2 separate regions of the Homo sapiens genome follow, and region 1 is linked to region 2. The links are chromatin contacts, found by Hi-C or POLR2A ChIA-PET in ENCODE. All regions are on one chromosome and are shown on one strand. Each heading gives the region's core, a stretch centred on a gene start or an enhancer-like site at or near the end of the contact. The rest is flanking DNA. Distances are from core to core; before and after follow the strand shown.

What was found. A loop is a pair of places that touch in the nucleus more often than their neighbours do. ChIA-PET counts read pairs that join two places held with the same protein, here RNA polymerase II (POLR2A). Pooled maps may share reads with other maps.
Region 1: a map with no recorded cell type shows a loop between it and region 2 (4-fold over the local background). The contact joins the enhancer-like site here to the promoter of MROCKI in region 2. A Hi-C loop is called at or near these places in 2 of 168 maps with a recorded cell type or tissue (GM12878 and endothelial cell of umbilical vein), 8 of 37 single-sample maps with no recorded cell type and 5 of 50 pooled maps. POLR2A ChIA-PET finds 5 or more read pairs at or near these places in 1 of 52 experiments (WTC11).

The regions. Positions count from the first base shown.
Region 1 is chr6:113,182,365-113,187,147 of GRCh38, reverse strand. All of the region lies in intron 1 of LOC105377955 (a long non-coding RNA gene), which reads left to right. All of the region lies in intron 5 of LOC105377953 (a long non-coding RNA gene), which reads right to left. Among named protein-coding and RNA genes, the nearest start is that of LINC02518, 250 kb to the left of the region's middle. Within about 2 kb of position 2,772, at least 4 of the 41 ENCODE cell types and tissues checked have a DNase peak (open chromatin) inside an H3K27ac peak, as active enhancers do.
Region 2 is chr6:113,871,585-113,876,157 of GRCh38, reverse strand. It overlaps MROCKI (MARCKS cis regulating lncRNA promoter of cytokines and inflammation), which reads left to right and starts at 2,811. Exons shown (of 3, transcript NR_038863.2): 1 at 2,811-3,164. LOC124901382 (a long non-coding RNA gene) reads right to left here and starts at 2,753. Exons shown (of 3, transcript XR_007059716.1): 1 at 2,335-2,753.

The DNA.
Region 1 (4,783 bases), core at 1,523-4,022, 690 kb after region 2:
CTAGCTGTGTTCTGTTATTTCTGCCCCTTCCTTCCCTACCAATTCAGGTGTCTAGTTACAAACAGCAACTAAATTCAAGTGTGTTTCTTCCCTTTCAGCAGCTTGTACATCTAATTTTACCTGTTGGCAATCTCAACCTAAACAATGGAAAGATAACATATTTTTAAGAACAACTGTATTATTTTTTATATTGTAGACTGAATACACCAAGTTCCATTTCTACTACTGTAGTTTATACCATGATGTTTAACATGGAAATCATGAAGTTATTCAGAAAATTTGATGCCTGCCTCAACTATAAGTTTCAGATAAGCATATTTTGAAAACATTCAGGCATTATCTTAGACCTATACTTTGCTTGGACAATATTTTACAGTATTCAACTTCTTTTTATTGACAAATCCCTTGTAATTTATTATTATTACACAGCAAGAGCCCACATACTGCTATAAAACACAGTAAGTAGCGCTTATTTAAAAATAATTTATGTTATGAAAATTGTATCTTTAAATTCCATCCTTTCAAGATATGTGAACTCTGAACTCCTATGTTTCTGAAGAGCTCAATACTGTGACAGATTGTGTGTGTGTGTGTGTGTGTGTGTGTGTGTGTGTGTGTGTGTGTGTGTGTGCGCGCGCATTTGCTGTGGGGAGACAATGGACAGTTTGGAATGAATTCTCATGCACACATGGCCTGATGGAAGCATTAAATTCCTAGACATCCCAAAGTACCTTCCTTCTTTGTGTTCAGACTCTGCAAGATTTCCATATTTTTTTCAGAAGAGAAATGATTTTTTTTCAATTTCCAAAATCCTGGTGGTACTTTAGCATGTGAACCAGGAGAATGACATAAAGGCAGCAGCCCTTCATCATGTCTTGTGCTTTATTGTGTGCTATGTGGCATGAATATAATCTTTTTTTTTGTACTAAATTATAAGCATGTTTCCTATATAGGGAAATATGCAGGCAAGAAGACATTTGAAATAGCTGAAGTAAAGAAATACAGGCTGGGCTCAGTGGCTCATTCCTGTAATCCCAGCACTTTGGGAGACTGAGGCGGGTGGATCACCTGAGGTTGGGAGTTCGAGACCAGCCTTAGCAACATGGAGAAATCCCATCTCTACTAAAAATACAAAATTAGCCGGGTGTAGTGGAACATGCCTATAATCCCAGCTACTCAGGAGGCTGAGGCAGGAGAATCACTTGAACTCAGGAGGTGAAGGTTGCAGTGAGCCGAGATCGCACCATTCACCATTGCACTCTAGCCTGAGGCAGGAGAATCACTTGAACTCAGGAAGTGAAGGTTGCAGTGAGCCGAGATCGCACCATTCACCACTGCACTCTAGCCTGGGCAACAAGAGCGAAACTCCATCTCAAAAAAAAGATAAAAAAAAAAAAGAAAAAAATATAAACGTGACACAATGAATCTAGCATAGATGTGGAGCTGTGGCACACAGGAGGAGCCTCAAGATGTGCAAGGAGTCCCCAGGAGCCACACAGCAAGGTGAAAAGCTTCCAGGAGGTTTTCATTTCAGCAGCACTGCCAGAAAACATCTACCATCCCAGGCTTTTTTTGTGAAATTATAACTTCAAATTCCAAGCACCTGGGAAATTCCCAGGGGTTGAGCTGGAACAGCTGTGGCCCAGAACTCCTCTTGCAGTTCTCCAGGAAGAATACTCTGTCCTGAGAATCTGAACTCTGGAATAATCCAGCTCTTCACCATCCCCACATCTGTCCCCACATAGTCAAGCATGACAGCAAAATAAAATCCACAAAAAGGGGACATGGATGCCACTTTGAATCTGTGGTCACTCATCCTTAAGGGGCTTTTAACACTGCATAGAAATTCTAATGAGATTTTTTGTTAGCTTGCTTCCCCACTCCCTGAAATGGCAATTTAAAATATTTTCTACTCAATTCACATCTGCAATTTTCTCTCTTCTCATTCTCAGCAGATGTCCTACCTCAAAGAAAATTAAAAGAGAAACCATGAAAACAAACCAACTTAACTTCCTGACATCATAGCTACAAATCTATTTGCTTGCTGCTTCCCTTGTCTTCTTCTCTGCTGGTACAAAGTGATGGGTGTCCTTTTTCCCAAGTTACTTCTTGTCTGGATATACTCACCAGTCTCCAGGAAGCAAAGCTGGGGCCCTGCCCCACTGTGGTCTCTTCCCTGGATTACAGAAGAGGCCCTGTCAATGGCACCTTGGCTCTTGGCCCACCTTCTGTCTTGGCCCTCTGCTACACTTTCCAACTTACAAGCAGAGTGCACGTGTCAAGCCTAAATGGGGTTATATAATTGCCCTCTGCTAAACCTTCTGGTATGGGCTGAATTGTGCATCCCTGAAAAATTTATATATTGAATCCGTAGCCCCCAGTACCTTAGAATATGACTATGTTTAGAGATAGGCTCTTTAAAGAGCTAACTTAGTTAAAATAAGGTCACTGGGATGGGTGGCTCCTAATCCAATATTACTAGTATCCTTATAAGAAGAGATTATGACACAGCTGCATACAGAAGGAAGACCATGTGAAGACACAGGGAAAAAGACAGCCATCTACAGGCCGAGGAGAGAGCCCTCAGAAGAAACCAACCTTGCTGGCATCGCAATCTTGGGCTTCTAACTTCCAGAATTGTGATAAAATAAATTCCAGAATTGTGAGAAAACATTCTTGCTGACATCATGATCTTGGGCTTCTAAATTCCAGAATTGTGAGAAAATGAATTGGTTCAGCCACTCAGTCTGTGGTACTTCGTCAAGGCAGCCCTAGCAAAACTCTTCCACCTTCTAATGACTTTTAGTCATCTCTGGAATAAAACCCACAGGCTCTAAGAAGTTTCTAAGGCCTAGGATGATCTGACTGACTCTTGCCTCTGGTGCCTCAGCCTTAGACACTTCCTGCCTCTCTCTACTCCAGCCACACTAGCCTCGGTGCAGTTCCACATACATCATCCTCCTTCGTCTGGAGCCTCTGGATGTCCTGTTTCTTTGGCTTGGAATCCTCCTACCTGCTCATGCTACTTACTCACCTCGTCAGTAGCACCACCCTTCAAGTCTCAGCTTAAACATCGCTCCTTAGAGAAGCCATCCTTGTTCCCTTAGACTAGGGAACAAGGGAATCTGTGGTAATTCTGTGGTAATCTTCCACAGAATTTTGTACTGGTAATTTACAGCCCTTATGATCCTCCAGTCACTTGGTCAACATATCTCTTCTATGCAAGATTGTATCCTCCAGGTCTCAGGAACCATTTCTGCTGTATCTGTGGTATATTTGGTGTGGTATATATGTATTTGAATGAAGCCTCAGAATGAACAGGCTAACAGTTGCCAGGATCATGACCATTCTGGCAGGAAAATGGACAGAACTGCTTTGGACACGGTAGTAGTAAGATTTCCCCTGATTATCAAAATCCAATTAGGTAGATTTTGTAGCTGAAGTAATGAAGTGATTACCTCTAGAATAATTTGTTAGTAATTCAATTCAGTTTATGAGGCAAAGGTTATATTTTTATTTTTTCAGTCAACTTTAGCAAATGTTCAGAATTTTTGGACCAGATGTATAGTAGGTCTAATTCATTTTGGGATACATATGAAACAATTATATGAAGGATTGATTTTATATTATCACCTGGAATTTCTGACCTTTACAGAAACTGCCAAAGTGTGTTGGAGTTTGAGCCCCATCACAAGACATTTAGCAATGCATATGTTGTTGTGACTGGAAATTGGGTTTGCTGTTGCCCTTCATCTCTGCTTCATAACAGTGGGTGGAAGCCCTTTAAAAGAAGCATTCTGAATTTTAAAGCTCTTTTCTTGTGCTGTCCGATAGGAGATGCCAATATTATGAGGCACTAGCATGCAAGTGTGGAGGGTCCACTTTTTGTAGGGTAGCCCATGGCTGCTAGGAGAGGTATTTTGTAGCATGTGTGGACTTGGTTTTTGTGGCGTGAAGAGAATGGGTATAACACTGATAACTTGCCAAGAGAAGCCTATTTTATGGTGCTTTTGTGATAAGTACAATGGTGCCATCTATTTGTGACTGATATTTTTTAATGGAGTTGACTGTTCCTGAGTGGTCCGAGGACAAAAAGAATAATGTAGCTGGGCATCATTTGCACATTTATTTACATGTCAGGGCTTTTGTTCAAATTGTGACTGAAGTCTATTTGTAGAGTCAGGCATAACAAAGTAAACCTCATTGAGATTCACTTCAGGACATATCCAAACAAACAACATCTTCATTCTGAGCCCATCCAAATGTCTGTAATTTGGTAAATTACTCATTCTATTTGAATGCATTAGTCATCATTTATGAATGCCAGTGAAATTGAATGGACTTCCCTCAAAGCTCTATAGAACTTTTCCATCGTGCTGCAAATGCCTGTTTTTAATTTTTTTCAAGACATATTTTTTGTTACATTTTAAATTTCTGGCTCATATGCCAAATAAGCATCCAAAAAAATAAAGAATCATGTCGAAATAGCTAAATGGGTCTTTGTAAAATGACTTTTTTTCTTTAGATTTAAGTAGATTAAGGTCACATCACAGTATGTGAAAATGCATAAACCTTTGTAATCTTCAGGTTTAATCTTTACTATGAAGTACTTTGGGAATGTTAGTAATCTTCAACATAAACAGCTGTCAGAGGGAATCAAATAGGAAGTGTTTTAAGGAAGACAATGCCTCAAGTGCTAACCCCCTTGAAATTTTTTTTTTTTTTTTTGGAGTGATGAAAGCTTTTTCTTGAGTATATTGGTTAATAGCCAAGAAAGATGGGG
Region 2 (4,573 bases), core at 1,562-4,061:
TTGATTTATAAAAACTCTTTAGGGAGTTTAATCATTGATTTATGAGTGGCAAACATTTTTTCTCAGTTTGTCATTTTTCTTTTGGCTTTACTTAGAGTATTATTTGCCATGCATAACTTTTTACTTTTATGTTGTCAAATTTATCAAAATTTTAACTACTTTGATAGTTAGAAATTCTGCCTTGGATTCTTCTAACACTTTTTCTTCACATTTAAATTTTGTTGTATCTTTTAACACTTAAATCTTCTCTGAGATATGAATTTCCTTTTTTAGGTCATTTTCTGTTATATTTAATTATGTTTAAAATCTTGCCTATTGCCTGTGTGCTTCTCAAGGGCAGGAAACCTGTCTTTTTCATGGCTGTGTCCTGAAAACCTAGCACAATGGATCATATATAAAACACTCTCAGTAAGTATTGATACCATATGAAATAAACTTTAGGCCTGCACTGGGTTCCAAAGATAAAGGCACTCTTTCTGACATCATCTGGGAGGAATTTGTTGACCACGAACAAAGAAGCTACATTTTGAACAAGCATGTTTGAAACTCTAGAACTTAAGGCTCAGCAATACAGAAATATTTTTGAGTCTTTTTTCTCCAGCTATATTTACTGTCTACCATGTGTGACTTCTCTCTCTTCTGATGCTAATTAATTAATACCCCACACGCCAAACCCTTATTTACCACCCTGCACACACAGATCTCCATTAGAAGTCTGGAATGTTGATGGTTGGGTAGGTATTTTAACCTAGCTTAACCTCTATCACAATAATTAATTTTAATTGCTTTTCACCTTGGTTACGTGATCCCCCAACTCCATGGAAATGATATAACCTTGTAAAAAATAAAAAATAATAATAAAAATCTTGACATGAGCTTCTTAAAGAAACAGACGTGAGATTTGACTTTAGCATTCAGTAACCAAAGGTATAAGATACCCAAAACAAAGGAAATGTGGTGCTTTCACTGCTTGTTTTTAGTGCTGCCACTTCTCTCCCAAGGAATGTCGCTGCCTTAAACTCTGTTCTGTGGCAGATACTTCCTGCCCCTATACATCACCTTCAGATGTACTATATGATCAAGATCTTTACCATCTGGCCACTCCTCTAGCTCTAGTGTTCCAAATGGCTTACATTTTTAATGGTTCTTTGTGATCTCCCTGATATAGAAATACAGGTATGCAAGGACATGTGCACTCATAAAGAGTCTATCTTCCTTCTTTGCATTCCTGTGTGCTTTAGCCAGAAGAGATGTTTTAGGATGGTGGTACAGTGAGAAATTTATGAAACAAGGGCCACTGGGCCACCAAGATGACTATTTATGGTTAAGTGGAATCCAAAAGGATGATATGGGGTATCTCTTTCTTTACAAGTAGTAGCCACTGCCATTGAACAAATATTTAAATAATACAAACAATTGTTAATAATTATTTAGCTCCTCTTAAATGAGTCACGTGTCCCCTTTCCATGTATAAAAACCGTATTTATACTTTGTGTTTCCCTTGTGCTACTCAAAAGATCACAATAAAAACATTCTCTTGAAAAATTTACTTAGTTTATTTCACTGACTTAAAAAAAATTTTTTTTTACTGCATTTTATGCTAGATTCACACATTTCACATGGTGGTTGAACATATAAGGAAAGATATATTTTTACCACGGCTTGATAACATTTCTTCAAGATGCTATCCTCACAACAGATTATATTTATTCAGAAAATTTGAAGTGATCTATTTGAAATTACCTCTAGTAGTTTGTTAAAATGTAACAGATCCATTTATAGACTTTTAAAAGATGGAATTTTTATAAAGGTACAGTTGTTTGTTTGTTTTTTAGACAAAGTCTTGTTCTGTCACCAGGCTGGAGTGCAATGGCACGATCTTGGCTCACTGTAATCTCCACCTCCTGGGTTCAAGCGATTCTCCTGCTTCAGCCTTCCGAGTAGCTGGGATTACAGGCGTGTGCCACCACACCCAGCTAATTTTTGTAAAGATGGGATTTCACCATGTTGGCCAGGATGGTCTTGATCTCCTGACCCATTGATCCACCCACCTCAGCCTCTCAAAGTGCTGGGATTACAGGCGTGAGCCAACACGCCTGGCCAAAGGTACAGTTATATGTGAGTTATACAATAGATTCCCAATAGGGTAAGACCCTGGGGGAGTAACATCACTAGAATCCGATGTGTCCATCTCAAATAGTTTTTTACTGAATTGATTATGTCTCAATAATATTTTGGAATCTTGATAAAAACTTACTTGGCTAAAGTATACCATTAATATAAATAAACAATATAAATATAATATAAATAATATAAATAAACAATGGTATTTACCATATTACCTTTACCATGTGTATTTGTATCCAAAACACACTCATTTATACCATATCAAGGCATAGCAACTCCAGTTTGTTTGAAGAACATTACTTGATAAACAGCAACGAAGACAGAAGAGTTGATGGAAATTCTGATATTACTACCACCTCCTTTCCCTACTATTGCCCTTGTAAAACACAGAAATAGTTTGTTCATGTGACCAAATTGAAGTCTTCTTTCACTCAGGAATATAGAATATCCAACATGCGTTGTGGTGCTTTAAAGATGGTCAAAATTCTTTGACATTATCTCATCAAGAGGTGGTGTCAATGTCCTTCTTTCCCAGAATCTGGGTGGGCTCAGAGACTGCTTTGACCAATAAAGCATAGTGGAAGTAAAACTGTGCCAGTGTCTCGGGCTCAGGCTGAAAGAGACTGGCAGCTTTCACTTCCTGTCTTTTGAAAGTCTCTTGAACTTCGGACCTGGGGGAAGCCAGCTGCCGAGTGAGAAGTCTGACTATCCGGAGATGGCGGTGAGTATAGAGAATTTCTGCTAGGTCTCCTGTGTTTCAGCCATCCCAGCCCAGGCACCACGACACATTATCAAAGGACTATCTTGGACCTTCTCATCCCAGCAAACATCCAATGGAGAAGAATGAAGACTCCAGGCATATGATCCCACTCTAGCCATCCCAGGAGCCCCCAGCTATCCAAACAACTACAGCTGTGGCCAAAAACATCGTGTATCAGGGACAAACTCTCTGCTTATGGCTGCTCTAATCCTTGACCTACAGAATCATGAAATTTGTGGATACGGTCATGATCTTGATTTTGGCGATGGTTTCACAGGTGTGTACCTATGTATGCTTATCAAAGTGTGCACTTTAAAATGTGCAGTTTATTATATGTCAATTATATATAAAGCTGTTCAAAAATTTAAAAATAATTGTTGTTTTATACGACTGAGTTTTCAGGTGGTTTGTAATATGACAATAGATAACCTGAACATGCACTTCCTATGTTTTATGTTTATTTCTTCCTGATATTTATTAAAATAAAAATATTATTAAAATACAAACTTGGCATATAAAACTTTACTAGGTATATTAAGTACTTTTTTTACAAAATTCAATTTGTTTTTATTAAATGTCTATAATCTAGACTATAGATTATACAGTCTAGATTATAATCTAATCTATTATATAGATATAATAGATTAAATGAGTTGGCTTTAAAAAATCACATTATGGATTATTATTGATAATATTAGTATTGTTTTTTACTGAAGTGAATTTCTTACCAGAACAGATTCTAGGCATTTGCACATTCACTCTTAAGTTTCTAGATCCAAGTCCATTCCCTAGAACATATTAGATATTCAATAGGTGTTTGGTAAAAATATAAATGAAATATGGAATAAAATCTAAACCTTTTCTTTTGTTTTAATATCTTTATCTAGTATATCTTAGTTTAAATGTATTGCAAATGATTTCAGGACACCAGTGTCTACCTGAGCTAGATTGCTCTCAAGTTTTAGTTTAATATTCAACCAAAAACGCACATTATAAAACAATGTACCTTCTTTTACAAAAAGTTTGCATGTGATGGAGCCAGGTCCCTTTGAGTCCAGCACCTAAGTGTCTAATCACTAATTCATCCTCGTGACCCCAACAGGAAATAGCATGACCTCAAGTCTAACTGACAGGAATGAGACCTACAGAAGAACAAAAAAGGAAGAAAAGTTAATAATCTTTTTTCTGTCCATTTTCTTCTTTATTGTAGGTCAGATGTACGTGATGGTTACCATTATAACTACATACTATGAAAGATTAATCAGTGGAAAAAAACAAGTTAAAGACACACAAAAAACTTCAGAGAATCAACTTCTGGTCAAAAAAGCCCTCCTTTAGCCAACTCTAAACCTCATTCAACCAATATTCTCTATAGTCTTAGAAAGCATTCAGAAGACATAATATTTTTTAAGGACTTCAAGCAGCAAATGGCAGAAGTGACAAGAATTGAAAATAGAGGAAAATTTTGTTTTGTTTAAAGAATTCTAATTTTAATAATGGGAAGTATGCATCCATATTTATGCCAGATTCATATATATGAAATATATATATATATATATATATATATATTTCATGTAAATGTACTTTTGCTAATGAAATAGGAATTCAGGACAATAAGAAGGTCTAGAGGAAGCACCCTTTATGAGTAATTGGTTTCAATGTTCGTATTCTTGATCTAAACAATAA